Linked DNA regions of Homo sapiens: region 2 is linked to region 1. Evidence: read pairs that join two places in POLR2A ChIA-PET (ENCODE). Cell type or tissue: PC-9. All regions are shown on one strand. Links, peaks and the distances in the headings refer to the core of each region. The heading gives the core; the rest is flanking DNA. Region 1 overlaps TTLL11 (tubulin tyrosine ligase like 11). Region 2 overlaps TTLL11 (tubulin tyrosine ligase like 11).

Region 1 (5,380 bases), core at 139-5,138:
CTCACCAGAACCCAACCATGCTGGCATGCTGATCTTGGATTTCCAGCCTTCGAAACTGTGAGAAAAAAAAGTTTGTTATTCGTCACCCAGTTTATGATATTCAATTGTAGCAGCCCAAACTTCCTAAAACAGTAGTCTAGATAAAAACACTCAGCAAATGTTGCTATTGTTATTGTTATGTAGTCATTCTTTTAGAGAACTTCCACTTTCAGCCAAAGTGTAATAACAGAAACTAGATTGACTCTTGCCCCGCATCGCTCGAGCAACCAAAAAGTAGACAAAATATGTTAACAGTTTTGAAGACCTGGATATGAAGCAACAAAGGACAGTGATTCCTGAGAGATAGGAATTGAACGATGTGAACCCTAGGATTGCCTCAGATTACTGCCTTGAGAAAGATTCCAGGCTGCAGTGCAGAGTGCCCCAGTAGGACCTTGGTGAAGCCCAGTGGACGCCCTGAGTTGAGAAAATGGAACTGTGAGTCAGGGAAGACTGAGATAGCCAGGGTTCTCAGGACAGAGTACTGGGAAGGACACTTTTGTACAGAGAACTCTGGAGCGTCTTCCTTAAATGTTTTGCTAGGTACAGATCAGCATGCACGTGAGGAAACTACCCAAGGCCAAACTACCTGAAAAACACCCCCAAAAAAGCAGAGGTAGCAGTGCCTGGTGTTCACACAGAGCCAGGAGTAGTGTCTTTCTCACCAGCCAGACTAGAAAACATGATTCATGGAGCACTGGGTAGAGCACACATAAGACTGTTGCTTGAGTAGTGAGGAATAGTAAGCCTTAGACTGAGTACCACTCCAGTCCTGCTTAACAAATCTTGAAAATCTTGAAATAGACCTGAAATCTATTTCCAAGTAACTGAACTGGATCTTACAACAAAGTTCAAGAATATGTGCAGGAATATGGAAATATCCAACATCCAAATAAGGTAAGATTCACTATATCTGTCACCCAGCTAGAAACTCCCAGACATGAAAAAAACATCGTGATATGGGCCACAATGAAGAGAAAAATCAAAACCAACTCAGAATGGACAGAGTTAGAATTAGGAGACAGTGACATTATGAGAGTGATTATAATGCATTCCATATGTTCAAAAAGTTAAGTAGAAATATGGAAGATAGTTAAAAAGACTCAACTCTCATGTTTAGAAATAAAAACTACAATATGTGAGATAAGAGATTGAATGGGATTATTCGACAAGAATGAAAAAAATGAGTGAATGTGAAGACAAAACAACAGAAACTCTCCAAAATGAAACAGAATGATTTTTTTAAATGAACAGAACATCAGTGAACTGTGGGACAACTTCAGATGTACTAATATGTACGTAATTAGAGTGAAGTAGAAGTGAAGAGGCATAGAAAAAAAATCTGAAGAAATAATGGGCAAATATTTTCCAAATTTTATTAAAATTATAAACCCACAGGTCCAAAAGCTCAATGAGAAACATGAGCTTTAACATGAGAAATATAAAAGAAAATTACATCAAGACACATCATAATCAAATTGTTCAACACCAATGATAAAGAAAAAATATTAAAAGCAGCAAGAGAAAAAGAATGTTATATAAAGAAGATCAAAAATAAGGAAGAAAACAGATTTCTTTTCAGAAACAATATAAGCAAGAAGACAGAAGAGCAATATATTAAAAGTGCTGAAAGAAAAACAAAATGTCCACCTAGAATTCTACACCTAGAGAAAATATCATCCAAAACCAAAGGCAAAATAAATTTCAAGAAATATAAAAGTTGAGAGAATTCATCACCAAAAGACCCTCACTGCATGAAATGCTACAGAAAGTTATTTACACAAAAGAAAAATGATACCTGACAGAAATGTGAATCTACACAAAAAAATACAGAACACTGGAAATGGTAAATATATGAGTAAATATTTAAAATTATTTCATCTTGTTATTTAAATCTCTTTAAAATAGAGTTGATTGTTAAAACAAAAATGATAACAATGTAGTCTGGAGTTTATAATAAGTATAAAAGTAAAATGTATAAAAACAACAGCATAAAAGCTAGGTGTGGGAAAATGGAAGTACTATGAGTGTTATAAGGTTCTCATACTATAAATAAAATAGTACTATATAACTTAAAGGTAGATTGTGATAACTCAAAAATGTATACCATAAATTTTAAAGGAACCACTAAAAACAAAACAACTATAGCTATTATGCCAACAAAGGAAATCAATAAAACTGAAAACTTCTAAACAGACTGAGCAGAGGGAAAAAAAGAAAAATAAAAAACACAGATTACAAATGTTAGGACTAAGAGGTATCATTAGTAAAGGTAAAGGCAGATTACTAAAGGTAACATTATGAATCATTTTACACCAATACAAGTGAAAACTTAGAAAAAGTAGACAAATTTCTTGAAAACAAACTATTAAAGCTCATTCAAGAAGAAATAGATAATATGAACAGCCTATATCTATCAAAGAAATTGAATTTGTAGTTAAAAGTTTCCCACAAAGAAAATACCAAGCTCACATGATTTCCCTAGTGAATTTTACCAAACATTTAAAGAAATAATACCAACTCTGAAAAAACTCTTCTAGAAAATTTAAAAGTAGAAAATATTTTATAATTCATTCTGTGTGGCCAGCATTATCCTGATAACGAACCAAAGACATTACAAAAAAATAAAAATAAAAATGCAAACCAATATCCCTCATGAATATAGATGCAAATAAAGAACATTTTAGTAAATCAAAATTCCACAATATATAAAAAGGATAATATGTTATGACTAAGTGGAGTTTGTCTTAGGGATGCAGGGTTTGTTTAATATTTAAAAATCAACCAATGTAACTCAACCACATTAACAAGCTAAAAAAGAAGATCCATATGATCATCTCAGTAGACACAGGGAAAAAAAAAAGAGTGACAAAATCCTACATCCATTCCTAATTAAAAACAAACAAAATCCATGGAAACAAGAAATAAAAGGAAACTTCATCAATCTGATAAAGAACATCTACAAGAAACCTACAACTAACAACAATACTTAATGATGAAAGACGAAATCCATAACCCCTAAGATCAGGAAAAAGTCCCGGACATCTGTTCACACCACTTCTACTTAACATTATTTGGAGGTTCTAGCCAGTGCCATAAGGCAAGAAAAAGAAATAAACGGCTAATTACAAAGTAAGACAAAACCATTCAATTCTCAGAGGATGTAATAGTCCATATAGAAAATCCAGTGGAAGTACAAAATAAGCTACTAGAACTGTTAAATAAGTTTAACAAGGTTGCAGGATACAAGATCAATACACAAAAAGCAATTTTATTTTTACATACAATGAACAATTAGAAATGGAAGTTTAAAAATAAAACACTGCCAATATATCAAAAATTGGAAATCATAAGGGAAAATTGTGACAAAAGATGTGAAATACTTGTACGCTAAAAACTAAAAAACACTGTTCAAAGAAATTAAAGACCTAAATAAAAGGAAAGATACACCATGTCAATGGGTCAGAAGACTCATTGTTAAGATGTTGATTCTACTCAAAGTGATATATAGATTCAGCACAATTCCATTCAAAATCCCAGTGGGCTTTTTTGTAGACATTGACAAGCTGATTCTATATTTCATATGGCTGATCAAAGACTACAATAGCCAAAACAACTTTGAAAAAGATGAACAAAGTTGGAGAGCTTACACTACCTGATTTCAAGGCTTATAAAGCTATATCAAAACAGTGAGGTTTTGGCAGAAAGAGAGACAAATAGATCAAAGACACAGAATACAGAATTCAGAAATATACCTACACATATTTGGATAACTGTTTTTGACACTGGTGCAAAGGCAATTTGGAAGAGAAAGATTAGTGTTCTGATCAAATGTTTCTGGAACAACTGGATATTCGTATGCAAAAAAGTGAACTTCAACCCATACCTTACACCATATACAAAAATTAACTCAAAATGAATCACAGACCTAAATTCGAAAGCTAAAACTATAGAACTTTTAGACAAAAACATAGCAGAATATCTTTGTGAGCTTGGGTTAGATATAAATTCCTATATATGACACAAAAAGCATGATCTATTAAAAAATTGATAAATTGGACTTTGTCAAAATTAAAAACTTGCTTTTCAAAGGATAATAAGAGAATGAGAAGACATCTCACATACCCCATAAGTATATGTACCTACTATGTAGACACAAATATTAAAAATTAAAAAATAAAAAAAGGCACAGACTGGAAGAAAATATTTACAATTGGTATATCTCATAAACACCTGTATTCAAAATATATAAAAATTCTCAAAGCTCAATAATAAAAATAAACAACCCAATTAAAAAAAAATAGGCAAAACATGTGAACAGACATTTCATCAAAAAATATATCTGGATGGCAAACAAGCACATGAAAAGAAAGCTCCACATCATTAGTCTTTAGGAAGTGCAAAATACAACTGATGACAGGTCACTACATACCTATTAGAATGGCTAAAATTAAAAAGACTGACCACTGGCCCTGTAAGGTGACAGACAGGAGCAGTGGCTCACGCCTGTAATCCCAGCACTTTTGGAGGCCGAGGCAGGTGGATCGCTTGAGCTCAGGAGTTCAAGACCAGCCTGGGCAACATGGTGAAACCCTGTTTTTACAAAAAATACAAAAATTAGCCAGGTGTGGTGGCCTGTGCCTGTAGTTCCAGCTACTTGGGAGGATCGCTTGAGCCTGGGAGATGGAGGCTGCAGTGAGCTGTGATCGGGCCACTGCACTCCATCCTGGGGGACAGAGCAAGACCCACTCTTAAGTAAATAAATAAATAGACTGACCATTACCAAATTCTGGCAAAGATATGGAGGAATTGGAATGTTCATACATTGTTGATGGGATGATAAAATGACACAACTACTTTGGAAGACAATACTTTCTTTAAAATTAAATATGCACCTACTATATGATCCAGCAATTCAATTTTTAAGCATTCACCCAGGAAGAATGAAAACATGTCCACGCAAAGACTTACCACAGGTGTTCATGGTGTATTTGTAACAGCCAGAAAACTGGAATCAACCCAAATGTCCTGCAGCAGGTGAAGGTCTAAGCAAACTGTGGTATAAACATTCAATAGAATACTCCTTGGCAATGAAGTATTGATACATACTACAAATATGGATGAATCTCAAAATAACTGAAAGAAGCCAGACCTCCCCCGAAAAAGGAGTGCCTGTTATATAATGCCATTTACATAAAATTCTACAAAGTGCAAAGTTATCTTGACAGAAAGTGGATCCACTGTTGCCTGATGATAGGAGAGGAGGAAAAGAGGGAAGAAGCGAAGGAGGGGCTGGGCGTGGTGGCTCATGTCTATAATCCCAACAATTTGGGAGGCTGAG
Region 2 (5,380 bases), core at 328-5,327, 60 kb before region 1:
CATACTTGCATTCGTTCACACCTTAGCAGTTTCTCAGGACCGGTCTACGGTGCTGCAGAGGCATGGCGCAGTCCGGGGGAAGAAAATGATCCTCTCTAAGTAAATAAAGGCATCCCCCAAGACAGGAATTGCACATCCAGGAAAGCCAGCCCCACAGCTAGACACAGAAGGCTGCTGACTCTCACTGATGAGATGCACGCCCAGAGAGGATGAGCCTGGGGGTGGATCCTCCTGCTCTGAACCGCTCAAATTCCTCCCTCTCCCACCTCTCTCATTAGCCTCTGTGATGAGGGTTGCAAAGGGCTCTTCAGCTGCTTAAAGTGAAGGAAGAAATGGAAATTGCTTCAAAAGAAAAGGAAGGAAAGCAGCTAGAGAACACTGCCAAACACTTGGTGTGATAACCAAGGGTTTTCAAATGATGACTGAAACTGGCTTTCATTTTGATCTTCCATTTCTGATAATCTAACAGATCATTAGAAGAAAATCAAGTCCATCCTCACGGTCGAAGATGAACCTGGCACTGCTGTAGCACTCTTCCCACTTTACCACCTCTTCCTCCACACTTTTTTCCTCAAGAAAAAAAAAGAAACCCTTTCAGCTTACACATATTGTTCAGTTTATTTAACTACATTCAGATTGGATATTTTCCATGTCAAATACTTTCTTAGGAATAAGCAACATATTCCTTCTCTCCAAATTAAGAACTTCTCACTGCTTTGTAGGTTTAAAAACATCCAACTGAAAACTCCCTTTTATGGATGAAAAAAAAAAGTACGGAGAGTGGGAATCTCTGCCCTATTTATGGTGATAAATGCCAGAGCCAAATTTACCCCCAAGAGTCTCGCTCCAGGGTCCCAACCCTCACCCACTCCACTCTTCTACTCTACATTGAAAACCAGAGTACATCTCTATTCCTGCTGCCCCAGGGACTCTCTCTACCCTACGACACCATTCTCATTGCACACAGAGCTTTAAGCATAGATGCTAGAAATAAACTGAACATTCTCCAATAGGGAGGTAAACTCTGGTCCAGTCATTGATGAAAATGATGTTCAAGAAGAGTTATAAATGAGAAAGGGGCAATAACTGCCTTATAAAAGGGAGAAAAATAGGCCAGGTGCCATGGCTCACACCTGTAATCCCAGCACTTTGGGAGGCTGAGGCGGGTGAATTGCCTGAGGTCAGGAGTTCAAGACCAGCCTGGCCAACATGGTGAAACCCCGTCTCTACTAAAAATACAAAAATTAGCCAGGCGTGGTGGTGGGTGCCTGTGATACCAGCTACTCGGGAGGCTGAGGCAGGAGAACCACTTGAACCTGGGAGGCAGAGGTTGCAGTGAGCTGAGATCGTGCCACTGCACTCCAGCTTGGGCAACAGAGTGAGACTCCATCCCATAAAAAAGGAGAAAAATAAAAACAGCATACCAAAATTACACAGACAGTATGGCTTCAACTATAAATGACAGGAGAAGATTATACTATTTTTATTAAGTAAAAAGTTAATCAGGTTAGCTCTGGGTGGCTGACTTTGAGGGAGATGTCATGCTATGCACTTTTCAGTACTTCCCAATTTTTCCACAATAAGCACACATTACTTTCATAATGAGGAAAACATTTTAATACGAAATGGGCAGCAGGGAAGCAGCATCTGTCTTCTCCACCCCAAAACGCCCCTTTGGAACTATGATGGGTGGTCCTGACCCACCACTTGTGCCTCCCCAGCTCCACCCAACCCTGTCACCTGCTTCCTGCCTCCATACTTCCTCTCCCAAGCCTACTTATATATTCTTACTTATCCAAGCCCAAGCTAGTGCAAGCCCCACCTTCTTTATGTTCTTCAAGAAGCTTGTCTTGACCATTCCCAGCCAACTATTAGGTTAAACCATATGACATTGCCATTCTTGTATTCCAGAAGTTGTCTACTATCAGTGATTTCATATGACTCAATCTAGTCCTTGGCTCACCAGGTCTTCTTATGAAACTTCAGCCTGTTCTCCAGTCTGGAACACATAACTGCAAATGGGGAATTTTCTGTCTTGGACTCTCTCTTGTCTCATGTGAGATCCTGCTTTAAGTCACTCTTCTTTGTACATTGGCTTACTTTATATTCATTCTGGTTGTGAACATTATTGAAAATAAAGTCACCGCCTCACTGACCATAGACCTTCCTTACCCATAAGCACCTGCTTGGGTTCTGCGCTTGGCCCTGGAGATAGAGACATGAGACCCTGCCCCAAAGTTTACAGACAGAGAACAGGCCTTGGATAGGCATGAACCCAACCAGGGAATGCTAACGCCTTGCAGGCACCCATCTCTTTCATGTGCTAAATATCTGCACGTCTGTTCTCTTGCAGGGCGAGAGCTAGACAGACCTGGCTTTAAATCTCAGTCTGTCTCTCATAAGCAGGTGGACTTGGCCATGCCACTCAACCTCTCCAAGCCTCGATGTCCTCATCTATAAAATAGAGGTAGTCATAGCCCCTACTGCAGATCCTACGTGAGGACTAGCTGGGACTATATGTGAACATTTACTACCATGCTATACACGGTCAGCACCCAAGAAACACTCCCCTGTGAACCAGGCAGAGCAGAAACTATTATTCCCCTTTTTTTCTAATGAAGAAACTGAACTCCAGAAAGTCTAAGTGACTTTTCTGAGACCAAGGTGGAGCTGATACTAAAACCTTGGTCTCCTAAGCCCAGCATGTGCTGTGTTCTGGGCTAACAACTGCTGATTCTAAAAGCACACGAACATTTAAGGTTCACTGGTGCAACTCCTAAGGAAATTTCCAAACACATTTGCTACCTCATCACTACCTGGAATAACTTTGGAAGGGCCCACAAAGAATTCAGCACTGCCATTTCCCCGTAATGGTGACTGACTGGCCATATGCTCATCTAGTTTCCCATCTACTCCACCCACGGCAAGAGGGAGAGCATGCCTACCTGCCGGCAGAGGGGCTCGGCTCCTGTCTGATGGCCCTGTGGAATGACACTCTCACATCAGCTCAGGAAATTCTTCCCCATACATCTTGGAAATGGTTCCCTCTCAACAGACTTCCCACAAATAAGGCTTTTGCTGATTACTTCTGACTTAATGCTTAAACGTTTTCAACGGAAGAGAGTTGTCTGGTTTTACTTCTTGCACATAAAATAATGCACTTATCATTAGTCATCTCCTTCCTGCTCACACTTGAAAATGTATGCACATTTTTCTCATTTGCTATCATCTGAAACCTGAGACCTTTCAAGGTATGGGGAACGCAATGTATCTTGAAGTCAGGAACCTCAGACAAGTTGTGGCTTTTTATAGCCTCCAACGATAATAGGATGACAGTTCGGTTCTTCACTTTTTGAAAATATGATGAAATTTCTGGCTTTTGCTCCAGAAAAAAAATACACATATACACAAAATCACAGATACCTTTCAAGACTTCATGCATTCCAGATAGAAAAACAACTCCATAACAAACCTGCTCATGGACCCCCGACCCTGAAATAAAAGTTGGAAAAAAAAAAAAGGTTTCGAATACTGTGCCAGGGACTAAGAATAAAGACTGTGACACATTCATTAGAGGAGAGGAAAAAAAATCACACACAAAAACAAGCTCAAATTTCTTTTCCTTTTTTTTGTTTTTTGTTTTTTGTTTTTTGGAGACTGAGTCTCCCTCTGTTGCCTAGGCTGGAGAGCAATGGTGTGATCTCAGCTCACTGCAACCTCTGACTCCTGGGTTCAAGCGATTCTCCTGCCTTAGCCTCCTGAGTAGCTGGGATTACAGGGATGTGCCACCATGCCTGGCTAATTTTTATATTTTTAGTAGAGATGGGGTTTTACCAAGTTGGCCAGGCTGGTCTTGAACTTCTGACTTCATGTGATCCACCGCCTAGGCATCCCAAAGTGCTGGGATTACAGGTGTGAGCCACCGTGCCTGGCCTCAAATTTCTTGACATTCAAGGCCATAAACCTCCGGCTTTGGGTTTCCATCTAGCTCCCACCTTCCTCTCTCCTAATACACTCCATGCACCCATCCCTCCTGCCTACCTGAACTCCTCGAGGCTCCCCCAACAGAGCCTTGTGCCTTTGTTTTCTTCACTAGGGACCTCCTTCCCCTCATTTTCATATTTCAAATCCTACTCACGCTTTAAACCTCAGGTCAAGTGCCACCTCCTTGTCAGTTTTTAAAAGTTCTTCCCATCAGGAAATAACCTCTCCCCACACCTGCCTCTCTTGGCAATTTGTCTTTATGCTTGCAGTACTTAGCACATTCCACCTTACAGATATTGATGCGTGGGTCTTGCCACCCCTACTGGCTGGCGATCTAATTCACTTCTGCAGTCTTCCCCTGACACACAGTAAGTGCTCAATAAACACTCGAGATAAATAAATATCTGTTTCTCTAATCCACACATGGTACAAATGAAATTCAAATAAGTATGCAAATATTCATTTCTCTGTGACCCAGACTTTTTTATTTATGTAAAATCTTCAAAGGTGCTTGGGGTCAATGTGTGCTGGTCTGCAGGGTCAGGGTTCCTGATTGAACTCTCATGTATTAGTCTGTTTTCACACTGCTATAAAGAACTACTTGAGACTGGGTAATTTATGATGAAGAGGTTTAACTGACTTAGAGTTCTGCAGGCTTAACAGCAAGCATGACTGGGAGGCCTCAGGAAACTTACAATCATGGCGGAAGGCAAAGGGGAAGCAAGGACCTTCTTCACAAGGTGGCAGGAAAGAGAGAGAAGCGGGAGCTGCCACACAGTTTTAAACCATCACATCTCATGAGAATTCACTCGTTATCACGAGAACAGCATGGGGGAAACTGCCCCCATGATCCAATCCCCTCCCACCAGGTCTTGTGGGGATTACAATCCGAGATGAGATTTGGGTAGGGACACAGAGCCAAACCATATCACCTCAGGAATCAATTGAGCCCAGAATTTCAACTGGAGGTCAGCAGTGCACACATGAATGGGCCATTCAGCAGGATAGCGGATGATTCTTCAGGAAGAATCTATTCTCCAGTCAGAAAGATCATGTTCTGTGCTTACGACAGCATGCTTAGTTTAGATAGTTAAGAACTCCTCTTCGTTATTTTTGAGGGGACTTCAATAAGAGGTGCCACCAATTTAAGGGGCAGGGTTCTGGGTCTGGAGAATTTCTGATTAATATTTCTCTAATCTTCTCCAGGATTGGACAAAGCTACATTCCTTGGTTGTACGACAAGGCCCAGCCACAAAACAGAGTCCACTGGGAGATTCCTTGTTTTCTGTTCTCTGAGAATGTTTCAACTTTATTCTAGATTCTACATAGAATCTACCGGATTTGGGGATTCATCTATTGGCACCAAACATGGCACAGGGCCCAAGAGATGTGCTTG

What was found. ChIA-PET counts read pairs that join two places held together with the same protein. Peaks named below come from ENCODE experiments on the same cell type or tissue, not always from the same donor. Only the 100,000 strongest peaks of a DNase experiment are listed, where the experiment ranks them.
Region 2: POLR2A ChIA-PET joins it to region 1 with 5 read pairs; 2 of 35 experiments call an interaction of 5 or more read pairs at or near these places.

What each region holds. Positions count from the first base shown.
Region 1 is chr9:122,020,828-122,026,207 of GRCh38, forward strand. The region is part of intron 3 of TTLL11 (tubulin tyrosine ligase like 11); the gene reads right to left. Among named protein-coding and RNA genes, the nearest start is that of TTLL11, 70 kb to the right of the region's middle. In PC-9, for the core only: no CTCF peak of the experiment used is centred there; no DNase peak of the experiment used is centred there.
Region 2 is chr9:121,960,663-121,966,042 of GRCh38, forward strand. All of the region lies in intron 6 of TTLL11 (tubulin tyrosine ligase like 11), which reads right to left. Among named protein-coding and RNA genes, the nearest start is that of TTLL11, 130 kb to the right of the region's middle. In PC-9, for the core only: no CTCF peak of the experiment used is centred there; a DNase peak (open chromatin) is centred at 3,219; H3K4me3 peaks cover 1,689 bases; H3K27ac peaks cover 2,454 bases.